Linked DNA regions of Homo sapiens: region 2 is linked to region 1. Evidence: chromatin loops called from intact Hi-C (ENCODE). Cell type or tissue: dorsolateral prefrontal cortex. All regions are shown on one strand. Each heading gives the region's core, and the rest is flanking DNA. Links, peaks and the distances in the headings are about the cores only.

Region 1 (4,522 bases), core at 368-4,367:
ATTTCCTCTCCATCCTGGTGGCCCTTTCTGCAGTAGAGGCTGCGGTGAGTTTGAGGATTTCAGGCCTGATCAGGAAGAGTGAGCTTTTTTACTTGGGCAGTATGTTGACAGGTTGCATGCGGGGGACGTCTCCCATAGCAGGAGACCTTCCAGAGACTGTGGCCATCACCTGGGCCACCAGCCAACCAGGAAGGAAGAAGGAACTCCTGGGGAAAAGGAGAGCTAGAGAGGGGGCTTAAGTGTCCAGGTCACACAGCAGGACCATTGGGTGCCTCTGGGCCAGGGGGCTCCAAGGGACAGCAGCTGCCTGGGGTCTTCTATAGTCCAAGGTTTTAAAAAAAAAATCTGTGGCTGGCAGATGCTGGGTGCAGTTTCTCAGGATATATAAAGCAGGCGGGCTCTACATAGCTAAGAGTCTGCTTCTTTGGGCTACATTTAAAACAATGGGTTGTGTAAAATTTTGATTTTGGCACCGGGGGTCTTGGAGAATGGATGGCCCTAGCCAACTCTGAAGAAGTAAACCTGGGGCCAGTCTACAAGGACCGTCTTTGGCCCGTTTGTAAAACAAAGTCACCCTGCCCTTGGGGCTGGGCCATCGCATTCATTTCCCTGTCTTGGCCTTTCCTGCTTTTAGTCCATTCTCCGTAATAGCAGAGTGATGTCTTAACCGTGTTATATCAAGTGGTGCCATGAACCTGGGACCTCAGTCACTCAGGTGGCTTCCCATTACCCTGGGATAAAGTCCAAACACAATGCAGTGGCCTCCGCCAGCCCTGAAGGATGTGCCCTTTCCTCCCTTTCCAGCCCAGCACGGTGCCCTCACTCCTGCCCAGCCACCACACCCTTGCAGCTGCAGCAGGGTTCTGTGTTCTGCCCATGCTGTTTCCTCTGCTGGGAGCCTTCTTCCCCAAATGGGACCTGGCTATTCCACGTGTCCTTCGGCTACTGTGTTAGTCTCCTGGGGCATCCATCATACGTTTATTCTCTTTTGAAGGGCAGATGTCCAAAATCAAGGTGTTGGCAGAGCCACACTTGCTCTGAAGGCTCTAGGGGAGGGAGGATCCTTCCTGCCTCTTCAGCTTCTGGTGGCTCCAGGCATTCCTTGGCTTGTGGCCCCATCACTCCAGTCTCTCACTTCATTTTCACATGACCTTCCCTGTCTCTGTTCTCTCTTCTGCTTCTAAGGTCACCAGTCATTGGATTTAAAGTCTGCCTTTGTCCAATATGACCTGCTTACATCATCAAAGACCCTATTTCCAAGTAAGGTTCCAGGTGGATGTGTTTTGGGGGCACCATTCAATGAACTACAGGTCCTGTTTTCTCTGGCTCCCTCAAGACCGCACTGGGGCCTCTCCTCGGTACATGTGCCCTCATGACTCTCGCTTTTCTTTACTGGAATGGCTTGTTCATTCTTCAGCTCCAAACTAGACTAAACTCTGTGAGGACAGGGCTGCTTTGCTCTATCCTCCCTGCAACTTCAGTGCCGGGCACAGGACTGGCTCTTAATGGATACTGAATGAACCCTGTTATGGACTGAATGTTCGCATTCTCCCCCACCCCCAAATGTATTTGCTGAAGCCCTAATCTCCAATGTGATGGTATCAGGAGGTGGAGCCCTCGAGGGGTAATTAGATTTAGGTGAGGTTGCGAGGGTGGGGCCCTCATGAGTGCTTTTATAAGTAGAGAAAGAAGTACCAGCGCTTCCTCCCTCATGCGAGGATATGGCAAGAATGCATGTCCATAAGGAAGAAGGCATGCACCAGACATCAAATCTGCTGGCGCCTTGATCTTGGTCTTCCAGCCTCTAGACCTGTGAGAAATGAATATCTGTTGTTGAAGCCTCCCAGCCTATGATGGATTTGTTACAGCTGGCCAAGCTGACTTAGACAAATGAGTGTGCCTGATCCATCCCATTGAATGTGACAGAACCCCAGGAGGCAGATGGTATTCTTGTCTTGCTAAGTAGGGCTGAGTCACTCACCAGGCAGCCCAGCCAGGCAAGAGGCAGGCTGACTTTCTAGCCCAAGCCTCCTTCTCTAGAACCCAAGCTCCCTCCACCCTTGGGTCTGGGGTCCTATGAGGCACTGACTTGAGGAGGATGATAAGGTCTGAGTGGCTTTTGGCTGGAACGAGATGGGACAATGGGTTGGTTACTTTCCTGGGACGATTCCCTAACGGATGTCTCAGAGCTGTCGTGGCTTTGTCCCCAAACCACTCATTGTCACTGACACAGGCTGTATTCATCTCTCTTGAGACTGGCCTTTTAAAGTGTTCCCCCAGCCCCGGCCCCTTGACACTCAGGTGGCCAATGAAAGGAAACAACAGGAACAGCTTTCAGGCCAGGGACTAGAGAGATTTTCCCCATGGAGTGAATACCCCTGAACACAAAGGGAAGAAAAAGCCCTTTCATAAAACTACCCGATCTTCACTGGAAGGAATGCGACAGATACAGGCAAAAATCAGTTCTCCACTTTGTGATTTCTCAGGGTGACGGAAGTGGACAAAGGGAAGGGGAGAGAGGGTTTCAATGCAGTAGCCCTGCTGGCAGCCTGTGGCCATTGTTCCGTGGCCGACGCTGTGGTCCGACGATCTGTGTCACGCTGGACTGATGGAAAACCCAGGTGTTGCTCTGGGTCACGGGATGCGTGTGGTGTGGGTGCGTCCCCGCTTCCAAATAGAATTTCATATTCTTCCGGAGCACAGAGAACCCACGGGGTGCTGGCTGCCACTTGTGGTCTCCTCTGTCCAGGCTGATGGTTTGGGGACAGTGACTCCCTTTCTCCCCTAAGCCTATCCTGGTTTGGGTTTGTGTGACTTGCAAACAAAGAATCTGGTCCCATAGAGTAGTCGTGCTTTGTTTAAGGGGTTTCTTTTTTTTTTTTTTTTTTGCAGCCATGAAGATGATTTTATTTATCTATAGTTATGGTTGACATTTTTCATGCATAAAAACTTCTATTGCTCAAGAAAAAAGTTAAGTACTTCCTATGGAAACAATAGACAAATGACAACAAGAAATTTACAAAGAAAGAAAAAAAATGGCCAGTAAACATTTAAAAAACTTAATCACTAATTGTCAAATTTAAATTTTTTAATCTATAAACTATCATTTTTTACTGTGAAATGGCAAAGATTTTTTAAAAAGTATATCCAATGCTGCCAAGAGGGCAGAGGCCTTTCTGTAAAACAGCAATATGTATCAAAAGCTTTAAAATGTGCAAATGTTTCTACCTAGTGTATTGCTTTGAAAAAAAATTCACAGGCAAATTAAAATTTCTTGGCTGGGCACAGTGGCTCATGCCTGCAATTCCAACACTTTGCCTAACCAAGCTGCACTTGGGGAGGCAGAGGTGGAAGGACTGCCTGAGGCCAGGAGTTTGGGACCAGCCTGGGCAACACAGTGGGACCTCATCTCCACAAAAAATAAAAATAAAAATTAGCACATCCTGTGTTCCTAGCTACTCAGGAGGCTGAGGCAGGAGGTGTTTAAGGGGTTTCTGTTGGAAAGCAGCAGTGGGCCTTGGTGAAAGTCCCCAGATTGCCCTAAACCGCCCAAATCGGGGTTTCGTCTCTGGAAGAGGGGAGGGATGCACCACCGGCTCCTCGTGCAGCGCTGGCGGCGGCGGCCACTGGGTGGCGGTGTTGCCCGCGAGGCCCGGGGTCTGCGGAGGAGGGAGCCGGACTGGGAGCGGGGCGGGGACAGCGCCGGGGAGGGCCTGGTCCGGGTGGGCTCAGTCCGGGCTCCCGGGTCGGTCCCCTCCTCCGCGTTGCTGCCCCAGGAGTCCGCTTCGTCCTCCGCTGACTCTGAGCGACACAGGACAAGCTCTGAATTGCATTCCAGGAAAAGGGGACTGAGGCTTTGTATTTTTCCTCCGCACCAAGATTCCCAAGGCTGCTGTTAAGGGTTTTTACCCAGGGTGGGGTCCACGGCGAAGCCCTGGGGTCTGTGTGAAGGGGAGGTGCTGTTTCTTTCCCGAGTTCTCCGTGGCTTTTAGTCCACGGGTTTCGAGGTCGCGCTATGGTTAAAAGCAGCACATGAGCCCTTTACTCCGGGTGAAATCTGGAACCAGCTCACATGTGGCTCACCAGGAAGAAGCTGAGTCTCTTCCCCAAGCTGAGGAAGAGGAGCAGGAGCTGTACAGATGCCAGGACCCGGCAGAGCAGGGGTTAAGCCCACACTCTGGGGCCCACTCTTGGCTGCACCCCTTACTGGCTGTGTGACCTTAGGCAAGTTTTTTGACCTCTCTGTGCCTTCGTTTTTGAATCTATAAAATGGCTATATTATTACAAGTTATTTATTTGATACATTTGGAGATGCGGTGTTGCTCTGTCGCCCAGGCTGGAGTGTAGTGGTGTAATCTCAGCTCACTGCAGCCTTGACCTCCCGGGCTCTAACGATCCTCCCACCTTAGCCTCCCAAGTAGCTGGGACTACAGACACTTGCTGTCTTGCCTGGTTATTTTTTATTTACATTTTTTTTGTAGAGCTGAGGTCTCACTTGTTGCCCAGGCTTCTCTTTAACTCC
Region 2 (4,522 bases), core at 256-4,255, 440 kb after region 1:
AAAAAATTTGAGACACATATCAATCCTGCAGAAAAGTATAGAGAATAATAAAACAAACATTTGTGTTCCCATCTCTAGACATTTTTAAATCTTTATTTTGCCATTTGGTTTTAGGAGGGAGGGAAAAAGATGACAGAGTGTGTGTGTGTGTGTGTGTGTGTGTGTGTGTGAGAGAGAGAGAAAATGCATGAGAGTGTGCTTTTTGTTTTGATAATGGAAAAAATATAATTTTTCAATTCTGCAGTAAGCTAAAACTATTGCATTAATTTAGTTTGGGGTGCAACTAAACTAAAATTTTGTATATAATCTGCTTAGATAATTATAGGTATGTTGCTGTGCCATCTAACTATTTTTAAAGGCAGAATATGAAATGTCTGCTATTACTTTTGGTTCTCTGAGCCCATGTTTCCAATACTCACTAAACCTCATCTTCATAAATAGTGCTGTGCTAGGACCAGTGACTGGAAAAATATCAGTCCTTCATCTTCAGAAATTCATAGCAAAATTGCAGAGTAAAACTTATTATTAATAAATATTTCTATTTGGAAAAAGAATAATAACGTTATTTTATAATTAATAATGACAGTTATTATTAACTGAGAAGTAGACTTAAAAGGTAATAGTGGTGTTGATTACTTCACATCTAGTATCTCATTTTCTCCCTAACCACCCAATGAACCAGGTACTCTAATTTTTCACATTTTATGGATTTGAAAATTGGATTTACCTAAAATATAACTTTTATACATAGCAAGTATCAGTTTCAGGAATGGAACCCATTCCTCTCTGACTCTAAATCCATGTTCCTCACCACTGAAGACTGATCAACTCAAGTGGATGTTTCATGGTGGGGGGTGGGGGTGTGACTGGAGGATGCTTGTTGGGCCATTTGCGTGGGCCCTTTGTGTTAGGCTGTTTTCATATTGCTGTAAAGAAATACCTGAGACTGGGTCATTTATAAAGAAAAGAGGTTTAATTGGCTCACAGTTCTGCAGGCTGTACAAGCATGGTGCCAGCATCCGCTCTGTTTCTGGGGAGACCTCAGGCAGCTTTTACTCATGGCAGAAGGTGAAATGGGAGCAGGCACCATACATGGAAAGAGTGGGAGCAGAAGAGAGTGAGGCTGGAGGTGCCACACACTTAAACAACCAGATCTTGCAGCTACTCACTCACTATTGCAAGGACAGCACCAGGCCATGAGGGATCCATTCCCATGACCCAAACACCTGCCATCAGGCTCCACCTCCAACGATGGGGATTACATTCCGACAAGAGATTTGAGTGTGGACAAGTATCCAAACTATATTATACTGAATTCCTTATTGATCTCAGGTGAATTCTTTAGAGTTATCTGCAAGGAAAGCTGCGGCACTAAGAGAGTGCCATTGAAGGACGGGAAGAAGACAGTCCTTGAACAACTTGAAGCTTACATCTTATTTCCCCAATACGAATTTGCAGTTGCTGTAAATTAACATTTTAACAAATGCCATAATTACAAGTGACTACCATAATTATGTTACAATGCTTTTGCATGTGTTGACAGTATTTATTTAGAAAATGTCAATATTAATATATGCCACAGTTTCTGTCAACTTGTGTTGACATTGCTCTTTAAAAGAAAAAGAGGAATTTGCTGGGCTTCTCTTGTCTTTAGATGGACCCATATCTTGTAAATAAATTGTTGCTGGTTTTTTAAAAAAAATCCATGTGTATAAGTGATAAGAGATGTTCCTGACACGGGAAGGGTTCCACACAGTGGAGGGACTGAATATGATAATGGCCAGTGTTTGTTTATCCAAATACAATTTTTCTTAATCAAACAAAAACACACAAACCCAGGAAAATTAGCACTTTCCTCGAACGCCAAATGTCCTCATCTTTTCTTGGAGATGTGTTTTCTATGCTGAGGCAGCCTTGACCTCAGGTGAAAGGGAAAAGCCCCCCTCCACCTGATTAGAGTAAATGATGGGTAAGGAAGCCATCACACCTGCCCATGCAGCTGAGCGGCAGCACAGGGTGAGCATGGCAAATGAGCAAGGAGAGTGGCCATGGCCTCTACTTCATGATTCTGCAGCCACGGCCTGAGGAGGCTGCACTCCAAGGGGTGAGGAAAAGCACAGCTGCCCAGCTGTTGTGGTTTTCTGGCTCTGAGACACCTGTTGAGCCAGCATGAACACAGCTCACTCTGGCCATTGGTCCTCAGCAGGTGCCACTGATGCAGCCCTGTATTCATTTTCCATGGAACCTTTCAGTGTCTCTTATCACAGAAATCAATACACATTGTGAGCCCCATTTTAACAAGAAAGGCAATTGTCAGGGCAATGATCACTACTGCAAAATAAAGTATTTTCTAGAGCATGTTTCCACAGTACCAATTTAACCGGGATAAAGAAGAATTTGCTGAAAATTTGACATTTTCGTGGTATTACACTGGTTATATTTTTAGGATATTATTTCCTAATTGAGTGAACTGTCTAGATTTTCCAATAGCTCCCAAATACTAAAAGCGTTAGAAAACTTTAGTGTGGATACTGATATTTTCTCAGTAAAACCTTACTGTCTGGGACTATATAGCTCCAAAGTCGTTAATAAACGTAATTTTCCCAAATAAAATTTCCCAGCAGCCCAAATTCTTTCTCTGGAAGGGGAGCTTTAGCTTTGGTGTCAAATGCTTGTTGCATGATCTTTGGCTTAAATGGGCTGACTTGGCACCCACGTGTTTTAAAGGCGTTTCCATTGACCTTCGAGGACACTCAGTGCCCCCTAGTGGATCACACGTGCAGCCTCCACCAACACCCAGCACGTCGGTGACGTCAATTCCCGCCCCGCAGCCGGGCTGAGGAGTAACTCCTTCAGAAAAGGAAGGGCAGGGAGCCCTTACACCCCATTTTTTCCAAAGTCACACCCAGAGACTGACAGCAGACAGATAGTTTCCCATAGCTTCCAACATCCCTGTCTGGAGACCAAAAATAAATGCCTCACCAAGATGTTTTGATTACTTGAATCACACACTGTCACAATCAAAGAACCCAAACGTCTATATTTTTGCTGAAACAGGCGGCTTAGAGCTTTCTGTGTCCCCAACACATATTTTGGTTATTTTTCTAACTCTGCTCTTCCCCTGAGTCCTTTCTTGAGTCCTTCTCCATATTAAAAGTGGTGCTAGCAATGCGGAGACCATGGACTGAATAGTATGCCGAAATTAGCTTGATGAAAACCTCTAATTAAAGGGGAATCATTTTTTATTCAAACAAACCCTGTGCTTCACAGGATTAAATATCTTATATTTAAGTCAATGATAATTGTGAATTACGGATCCTTTGCAAGAAACAATGCAAAATTGGCTACTGGGCCTGTTTCCAAAGTTAGGGTAAATTTATGACAAACTTGATATTGACCAATAATATTTTAACAGATTTTAAAATTACTAGCATTGCTGCTTACAAGGAATTTATTAGATGAGATGAAGTAAAATATATTGAAATAGATATCTTTTTGAAATATTAGTAGACCGTATACTAAATCACAGCAAATATAAAACTTCTCCTTTATGTGTATTCCTACTCGAAATTATAAACAGTGCTTTTAAGTTTTCATGCCAAGAAGTACCCAAAGTTAAAAGAATATCCCCACAAATAGAGGTTTCCATGGAGGGATTAAAATTAGGGATTTATAATTTAGAGATTTCATAAATTATATTCACAATTTTCATCCCTAAAGTACTGAGCACATGATTATTTGCTATATTATGCTTTATACCTGCAACAACATATTGCAAGAGAATTCTTTTTGTCTTAACGAAGGATAATTGCCTGGAGTTCACAAGTTCTACAATGAGGTGCGGACCACAATGGGAAAAGGGCACCTGGAGATATTGAGGTAGATGTTGCAAGCAATATAATTGCCTCATCCCCATAATTGTCCAGATATTAATTCTCATGCTATGGTTTGGATATGTTCCCCAAAGATTATGTGTTAGAAACTTAACCCCGAATGCAGCAGTATTGAGAGGTGGGGCCTATAAAAAATGATTAGGTCATGAAGGCTCTGCCCTCATGAATACATTAATGCCATTATTATGAGGGTGGGTTTCTTATAAAATGAAAAGTTCGGCCAAATTTCCTTTCTCTCTCACCCATGTGATGCTTTCCGCCATCTTATGACGGAGCAAAAAGGTCGTCACCAGATACGATTCCTCAATCCTGGACTTTCTAGCCTCTGGAATTGTGAGACAAATACATTTCTGTTCATTATAAATGACCCAGACTGTGGTATTCCTTATAGCAACACAAAACAGACTAAGACACCCCAGAACCAGTAAATATGATAGGTTACATGGCAAGGGGAAATTTAGGTAGCCAATAGAATTAACGTTGCTAAGAAGCTGATCTTGAGATGGGAAGATTAGCCTGGGTTATATGAATGAGCTCAATGCTATTACCAGGGTTCTTAGAAATGACACAGGAGGCAGAAGATGGAGACTGTTAGGTTGGAGTTACATAGCATGAGAAAGTCTTAACCA

The links. Peaks named below come from ENCODE experiments on the same cell type or tissue, not always from the same donor. Only the 100,000 strongest peaks of a DNase experiment are listed, where the experiment ranks them.
Region 2: a loop joins it to region 1, with 2.8 times the contacts of the local background. A loop is called at or near these places in 4 of 110 quality-filtered maps.

Annotation. Positions count from the first base shown.
Region 1 is chr12:125,327,464-125,331,985 of GRCh38, forward strand. The region is part of intron 1 of TMEM132B (transmembrane protein 132B); the gene reads left to right. Among named protein-coding and RNA genes, the nearest start is that of TMEM132B, 140 kb to the left of the region's middle. RefSeq lists enhancers at 1,659-2,385, 2,386-3,111 and a silencer at 3,642-3,701. In dorsolateral prefrontal cortex, for the core only: CTCF peaks have their summits at 3,623 (motif pointing right) and 3,826; DNase peaks (open chromatin) are centred at 1,961 and 3,638; H3K4me3 peaks cover 1,455 bases; H3K27ac peaks cover 1,200 bases.
Region 2 is chr12:125,770,473-125,774,994 of GRCh38, forward strand. No RefSeq gene overlaps it. Among named protein-coding and RNA genes, the nearest start is that of LINC00939, 210 kb to the right of the region's middle. In dorsolateral prefrontal cortex, for the core only: a CTCF peak has its summit at 2,747 (motif pointing left); no DNase peak of the experiment used is centred there.